Regions from separate parts of the Mus musculus genome. Here region 1 is linked to region 2. Evidence: chromatin contacts called from ENCODE Hi-C or POLR2A ChIA-PET data. All regions are on one chromosome and are shown on one strand. Each heading gives the region's core, a stretch centred on a gene start or an enhancer-like site at or near the end of the contact. The rest is flanking DNA. Distances are from core to core; before and after follow the strand shown. Region 1 holds the start of Plpbp (pyridoxal phosphate binding protein). Region 2 holds the start of Adgra2 (adhesion G protein-coupled receptor A2).

Region 1 (3,806 bases), core at 944-3,443, 43 kb after region 2:
AAATAGACCGGCCTAGATCTCAGCTTGGCACTAATAAGATCCACTCTCCTTTTTTCTTTTTGGTACTGAATATAGAGCCCTGGAGTTTGGGCACATGAGACAGGTGCTACACCACGGAGCTCCAACCCTGCCTGCGGATTTCCTTTGCATGTCAATCAGTGCTGGAGGTTTAAGGGTTTGCAGTGAGTAAGATGGCTTGGTGGGAAAATGGTAGCTAAGTAGGCATGAGGGCCTTAGTTTAGACTCCAATATTCATATAAAAAGCAAGTTTTGTACCCCTTGTCTGTCATCCCAGTGGCAGGGTGGGGATGGGGGCAAGACAGGTGGATCCTTGGGGCTGGCTGTCTGGCTAGCTCCAGATGCAGGGTGTCAAAGCATAAAGTGGAGGGCGATAGAGAAAGATGCCTGACATCAACCTCTGGCTTCCACGTGTGCACTCATGGCATGTGCACTTGCACATATGAGTATACCGTGTACACAAACACATGTACTTGTACATGCATGCATATAACACACAGGCACTTGTACATACATGCACATAACACATATATATATACACACACTTATATATACATGCACATAACACACATGCACTTGTACATACATGCATATAACACATATTCACACATACTTGTACATACATAAATGTAACACACACACAAATTTTTTATCAAGGATACAGTAACAGTGGCATAAGGTCTGCTTAGCATTTGTGAGGTTCTGAGTTGTATCCTTAGCACCAAAAAAACCCATACAAACAAAGTAAAACAAAACCCAGCAGCATCCTTCATGAAGGGAAGGCAACATCCTGTTTAGCAGGGAGGTCACTTCTGGCTTCTGATACACGAAGGTAAATAGTTTAGAAACTCATTTTGGTCCTGATGTAATTATTAATAACGCTTCCACTCACCCTGGAAGAGGCTCAATTGAGATAAAGACATACACTGCCTTGTTCAGTCTATGAATCAACCAACAGTCAGCAGAGTTGACAACGAGACACCCACAACTCAGTGTTCAGGATTAGATTCACGCAAAGTCTCCTCACATCCATTACATAAAATGAAGGGTTTCCCTGCTTTCCTTACGTCTACCCCACCGTTTCTGAGACTGTCACAGAACCACAGTGCTCTCAAGGACTTGGAGACGTCACATCAATTACCACACGGTCTCCTGCTGCCTCCTTCTGAGGGACTGACTGTGTCTAATTCCTAGTGTGATGATGAACTAACTGGAGGCTTCCAGAGACAAATCGGTCAAGCAGGCCTAACTCCCGAGGCGGGCTGCATTAGGGAAATCCCGAGAACTCCGGTACCAGGAAGGTGGTAGGAACTCCCAAGGCTCTCTTAATTTCCTTCCCCTGTGAGGAACCCTAGCTAGGGCTAGAGTAGTTAACTGGACATGCCCAGACATCAGGTAAGAGAAGACTATGTTAATTCAGCCTTCGGTTTTCAGGCATCATTTTGAAATCTCAGACCATGAACACTAGATCAGAAAGGAAAGGTGTTTGATTTTTTTTTTTTTTCTGTCTCACTTCACATAACGTAGCTTAATTTGCATGGAGAAAAGCAGATACTGGCACCGGTCTAGAAGTCCAATGGGGGACATAACAACCATACGAAAATAACAAACGCTTGTGACAGGGCACCTGACAGCTCCCGCCCGCTCTGTGTGTGTCAAGTTCACGCGCAGCTAGACCACGGCTCGCGGCCGCCGCAACGCACGTGATCGCGGGTGGACACGGCCCTCCCAGGGCTCTAGTACCGTGGTGACGAATGGCGTGGTGGTACCGAGGGCAATGACGAATGGCGAGACGCCTGGATACGAGTCACTTGCCCTAAATGAACACCTTTCTCCAACCAAGCCAACCTCCCGGCAAGTCCCGATCCTCAAGGCCAGACCGACCGCCATGGAAACCCAGCGATCCCCTCTGCAGCCCCCGCCCCTCCGGGAGCCCCTTCTGCGTCACCGTGACACCTCGTCCCACGTAGGTGTCCCCCTTCCAGCCCTCCCCAGTGCCCTTCCGCCGGTCCTCACCCGCGGCCGCCGCGCCACACTCTGCTGGACTCGCTCGTTCACGGCCCGCAGCGCGAACCCGACTCCCAGCTCCGCCGTCATGCTGCCACCTCTCAACATTCCCAAGAGGATGCCCGGAGGACCCGCGACTCACCGAGCCCACCTTCCGGTCCCGCCCCCTTCCTGAGAGGTCCAATCGCCGCTCACCATCCAGCCACTTCCCCAGCGGAGGTTGGCCACCCAGGCGGGCGCCATCTTGGGGAAGGCGGAGGTTACCCGGACTGAAAGCCTCCTAGGGAGTTCAAGGGCTGGGCGGGCCGGTATAAACCAAGACATTAAAGTAACTTTCATTCATCCGTTCCGTTCCTTTCCTTTTTCCTTTCTTCTTTTCCTTTCCCTTCCCTCCCCTCTCCTTCCCATTTTTAAATTTCTTTCGAGACAGGGCTTCTCTGTGTCCTGGCTGTCCTGGAACTCATTCTCTAGATCAGGGTGGCCTTGAAATCCCAAGTGCTGGGTCTAAAGGCGTGTGCCACCACTGCCCAGCTATTATTTCTTTTTTAAAATATTTATTTTATGTGCGTTGATTTGTTTTGTCCTCATGTATGTATGTGCATGCACCGTCGTATCTGTGGTGCCATGGCCAGGAGAGTTTTGGATCTCGACCTGATGGTTGTGAGCCATCATGTGTGCTGGGGACAGAATTCTGGTCCTTTGCAAGAGCAACAGGTGCACTTGACTACTGATCCATCTCTCCAGCCCCCTTTTAATTTAAATATTTTTATTTATATTTTTGTTGTGTGGGTGTTTCCCCTGAACGTTAAGTCTGTGAACTGCCACAGAGGTCAGAGGAGGGCATAGAACTCTCTGGAACTGATGAGTGGATAGATGGGTGCTGGGTTCTGAACCTCTATAAGAGCAGTAAGTGCTCTCTCTCCATTCCCAGACTTTAGGAGTAATGATATTGAAGGTAAATGCCTCTTCATATACTGCTGTCACCACAGTGAAAAAAACCCCAAAACCTGAAAGGGCCCAGAAGGCTGTTACAGAGTGAGCCTAATGAGAAGCTGGCTGTGGAGCTGCAGTTGGGAAGTACTAGTCAGGAATAAGTGGGTCAAGTTTAAAGGGTTCGTGAAGGCTGGGATGGACGTGAAGTCAAAGAGATGCTCTGCTTCAAAAAATTGAAGGTGATAAGACAGGTCAGGGGTCAGAGGCGCTTGCTGTCCAAAGTCATATGGTGGAAGGAGAAAGCAGACTCCTGCAGATCTCCACATGAATGCCAGGGTGTCTGAGCATGTGCGCATGCACAAGGATGTATACATACATATGTACACAGATGTAAAAATGAGACCTATAAATACTACAGATTTAGGGTGGGGCCTCTATCTATCTATCTATCTATCTATCTATCTATCTATCTATCTATCTACCTACCTACCTACCTACCTACCTACCTACCTATCTGCACATATACATAAACACACACAGAACCTACTACTACTGTTTTGCTAAATGGACATGGCAGCAAACTGTCTTCAGAATATTTATATCCACAGGTTAGTGCTGACCTCAGCCTTGGATAAAGAAGCTGTTTGTGTTACAATGGATAATGATTAACAGAGTCACAACTGGTCAAAGTGCTCAAAATAAATGACTATTGAACCCTATCAGAGCATCTGTGCTACCTCCTTCAAGGTTCAAAGAACCTCTTGGAAGAGGGGGGGGATATGGAAAAAAACAAAACAAAACTAAGAGCCAGAGGGTAGTAGGGAGGTGTAGTGTGAACTGCTATATCT
Region 2 (3,819 bases), core at 400-2,899:
CTCCTCCAGAACTAAGTAAGCTGGGGAATGCCCAAGTTTTTCAGCACCCTTAAACATCATGACACTCAGACCTACTGTGAACCGCCTTAGCAGCCACTAGGGCTGCAAGCCAGAGCTTGCATCGAGGTGGGAGAGAGAAGAGATCCAGTCTCCACTGCGAGGCACACAGCCCAGCTGGATGGAGAAAATGCAAGCCAGCCGGCCAACATCACAAGCTGACCAGTTGTGTCCTGTCAGGAAGCCAGCTGCCTCTGAACCCGCCACAGGACTTACTGTATTGTTCTGGGTACAATCATGAAACCAGCCCCAGCCCTGGGCGAGGGGTGGTTTGGAGAAAAGGTTCTCTCCAGGGTCAGGATGACAGGGAAGGGGAAGCGGCTTTTAGGCTAGATCCTGAACAGGAAAGCAAGGAGCCGCCGCCGGGGCACGACCCTTAAACCACGTCGCGTGGAACTTGGAGCATATGGTCAGCTCAGGAAACCGCTGGGGTGCGGGAAGCTCTCCGAGTGCGGTTGCCGGGACTTAAGACTCGGGTTAAAGAGCATAGGTGCTCGCGGGCCAGGAAAGCAAGGGTTTAATCAGGCCCCGATTTGAAGGGAGAACTATGGAAGGAGGCCGGGAGGCACGTGCCTCCCTTCAGTCAGGTTTTCCTACCAAATCGTTGAGTAATTAAGTTAATCGATAAACAGCCAAACTATATGCGCAATGGGAGAGAGCCCAAGAGGAGATGGGGCACGGGGTCAGATCAGAAGCGCCTGCATTCCAAGGACAGGCTTAGCGGTCTCAGGCTCCCCTGCCCAAGAAGCCGGGCTGGGAGCAGAGCTCAGCAGGCCCGGGGCGGGGCACCGCAGACTGGGTTATCCCAGTTAGAGGAACCAGGCTAGCTAGCTGAAACCAGCAGGCTCCCTGTCATGCGGGCTCCGAAGCCTCAAAGGTGGTGAGGACCACAGCCACCTAATGGGTCCCTGACACCGATCCCACTCTCACCCAGCTCAGGGCCTCGTAAGGCTGCAACACTAGCCAATCTGGGACAAGGGACACGGAGTGGTCCCTCCACCGTCCACACGCACTTCACCTGTGCAGGTGAGCAGGCTTCCGCGATGCCTCTCGCTCTGGGGCCATACCGGGGTTTCTCTGATCCTAGAACTTCGAGTTTCCCGGTTGTCGCCTGGACTCAGACTTTCCCCAGGCTCTCAAGTGGCAAGATCGTCGCCCCCCCCCCCCCCCCCACTTAAGTCCCACTAATTGACCATACCCGGCACAAACTAAGGTACTCACAAGGTGATGGTGCCGTTTGGCAGAAGGCCGGGATCTGGAGGTTCGGGGAGATCCCCACCGCCGCACACCACCCTCCTTCGAGCCGGGTTGTGGGCGCCGCCACTTAGTCCCTTGGGCCGCTCCCCAGAGCACTTGCAACCGCGGATAGGGACCGGGCAGCCAGGCGCACCCCGAGTTCCAGGAGCCAGGAGCAGAAGACAAGGCAGCAGCGGCAGCAGCAGCAAACGCGCGGGAGGCACCGGCATCCTGCGTCCCCCCGCGCCCATCAACCCATCGCCCCGCGGGGACCTACAGCGCAGGGGCCGGACGGCTCGCCGGCCGGAGGGACCCGGGCGTGCGGGAGGAGTGCTCAGCGGGAGTCCCGGGCGCCCGAGGGCGGGGCGGGGGGCCATGGGCGGAGGCAAGCCTCGGGGTCCCCGCTGCTGCGCTCCGGGGGCATGGCTTGCGAGCACCCGGGCCGGGAGGGACGCGGGCGCCGCTGACAGCGCAGCGCGGGTGGCCCCCGGCGGCGCGGCCGGAGTCTCAGCGCAGCGCTCCGAGCCGACGGAAGCTTGGTCCCTGCGCGTGGCCGGCTCGCCCTGCGCGCGGCTGAGACCTAGCGGATCGTGCCGGGCTCCTGTTGCTGCCGCCGCCGCTGCCGCAGCTCCGTGCCATGGATGGGGGCAGCTAGGCGCCGCTCAGCTCCCGCCGCCAGCCCCCGCCCGCCTCCATCACCGCCTCGTCACTCTGCGAGGCCCTAGCGCCGCCTGATACCCTGCCAGGCGGCTGCCCTCCTTCAAGTGCAAGCCTAGAAGACAGCTTGAGCAGACACCCACTCCTATACCCCATCACCTACCCTGAACCAAGACTGTTGTCCTGTCACGACTCTTTCTACTAGCCAGGACTTTCTCTCTCTACCGCCCAGCTCAGACTTGTAAGGCAACCATCACTTTCCACAAAAAAAAAACGCTCTCTCATCCAGCCTACACCCCTCTTTCTAGGACTTTCGTTGAAGTTCTGGTTTGGCCTGGGAAGTCTGGTGCTCCGGGTTAAGGGGTTGAACTTAGCTCAGGATCTAAGGTTTCTCTTTGGCCCCTGTCGCGATGAGCCGATCTATAAGTTGACTCTCACAGTCCTGTTCCCACCCCTCAGACTTGGATTGAAGCCACAGCAGGAGGGCACAAGACTGAGACAAGGAGGCCATAGATCTTACCCTGTGAGCATTGACCTTGCCCAGCGGGAGGTGCATGTCATTAGGCCAAGGAGAGGTCAAAGGTTAAGGCAGACACTGCCAAAGCTATCCTCCTGTTAACACTGTGTGTGTGTGTGTGTGTGTGTGTGTGTGTGTGTGTGTGTTGGGGCAGGGCAGTAAATGAGTAAGGGGAAAATAAGAGAAGGCCCAGGGATCTATATTAGGGTGTGGGCAGACTCTACCACCAGCCAGGGTATCGCAGTATAGGTTTCAGCCCCCCTCCATGTCTTTTATTAGCTGTTTGACTTGACACAGCATGTAACACCTAGGGGTGTGTAGTCTATTGAGCCTTGCTTGTAAACCGTGGCCAGAGAAGGAGGAAGAAGGGCCAGTCCTAGGTAGGATCTGGCTTTTGACCACTGGGGAGTCAAAGTGCCTATGGACATGACCTCAAAAAAGCAACAGTAACAATGACCAACAGCTAATGCCTGTGGGTGTTAGAGGTGCTGCAGTGCCAACTGAAAAGAAGGTTGGGGTTAGAGGACCCAGGATGCTGCCTCCCAGTTTCCCCAGAAACCATCACTTTTTTTTTTTTTAAATCACTCAGTAGAACCTTTATTGCTATGTAGCGGGAGAACTTCAGGATTGGGGCAGAACCCCTCCTGCTCATGACCCTCCTGTGCCAACAGAGTAACCCCACCTTGGTCCTACTGAGGTGCTCAGTGCCTTTTCTGCCACTGTGGCCTGTGAGCCAGATCTCCCATCTCCTTTCCAGGGAAGTAGCCTCTCTCAGGCCTGATGGCCCCAGCCGCCAGCTTCTTAGCTTTCTTCCCTCATTAGAGTCCCTGGTCAGTCCCTGTTGCAGGTTCTGTTTCCTTGAGCTTCCAAAGATAAATAAATAGTGGTTGCAAATGGAGGAACTGAGAAATGGAATGGACACTCCCAGCAGGAGCCTTAGGCAGGCCTGGTGGAGGCTGCATTCCTCAGGAAAGGGGCCGGTGATGGGCAGAGAGACCAGGCACAGACCAGAGCACTGCCAGGGCCAGAGAGCGGGAAGAGCTGAGGGGCCTCTGACTGAGTCACAGCTTCCCTGTGATTTCCTTTTGCTAAAAGACAAAAGGCTCAGGAGAAAGTCTCTTGTCCCATGCACCCTCTGAGGCTCACAAGTTACAGATGACATTGCCAGGCTGTTGCGGGGAGGTACACTGTAGTGGGCTTGAGTTTCCTGATGGGGACATTTACACAGCACTCCTGTTCGGATGGGCATCATTTTGACTTCTGCGCATCGGCCAGAATGTGGGGTTCACCTCCATTTTGTATCTAGGGAGGAAGAAACTTGAATTTTGAAGTGCAGGGACAGTCATTTTCCT

Evidence for each region. A loop is a pair of places that touch in the nucleus more often than their neighbours do. ChIA-PET counts read pairs that join two places held with the same protein, here RNA polymerase II (POLR2A).
Region 1: a loop to region 2 is called in a map of heart, with 1.9 times the contacts of the local background. The contact joins the promoter of Plpbp here to the promoter of Adgra2 in region 2. A Hi-C loop is called at or near these places in 5 of 37 maps with a recorded cell type or tissue (heart and left cerebral cortex). POLR2A ChIA-PET finds 5 or more read pairs at or near these places in 4 of 5 experiments (Patski and embryonic stem cell).

Annotation. Positions count from the first base shown.
Region 1 is chr8:27,040,942-27,044,747 of GRCm38, reverse strand. It overlaps Plpbp (pyridoxal phosphate binding protein), which reads right to left and starts at 2,193. Exons shown (of 8, transcript NM_054057.4): 1 at 2,035-2,193. The coding sequence starts at 2,133.
Region 2 is chr8:27,083,671-27,087,489 of GRCm38, reverse strand. It overlaps Adgra2 (adhesion G protein-coupled receptor A2), which reads right to left and starts at 1,649. Exons shown (of 19, transcript NM_054044.2): 1 at 1,279-1,649. The coding sequence starts at 1,544. It overlaps Gm39151 (a long non-coding RNA gene), which reads left to right. Exons shown (of 3, transcript XR_870285.3): 3 at 1-1,221.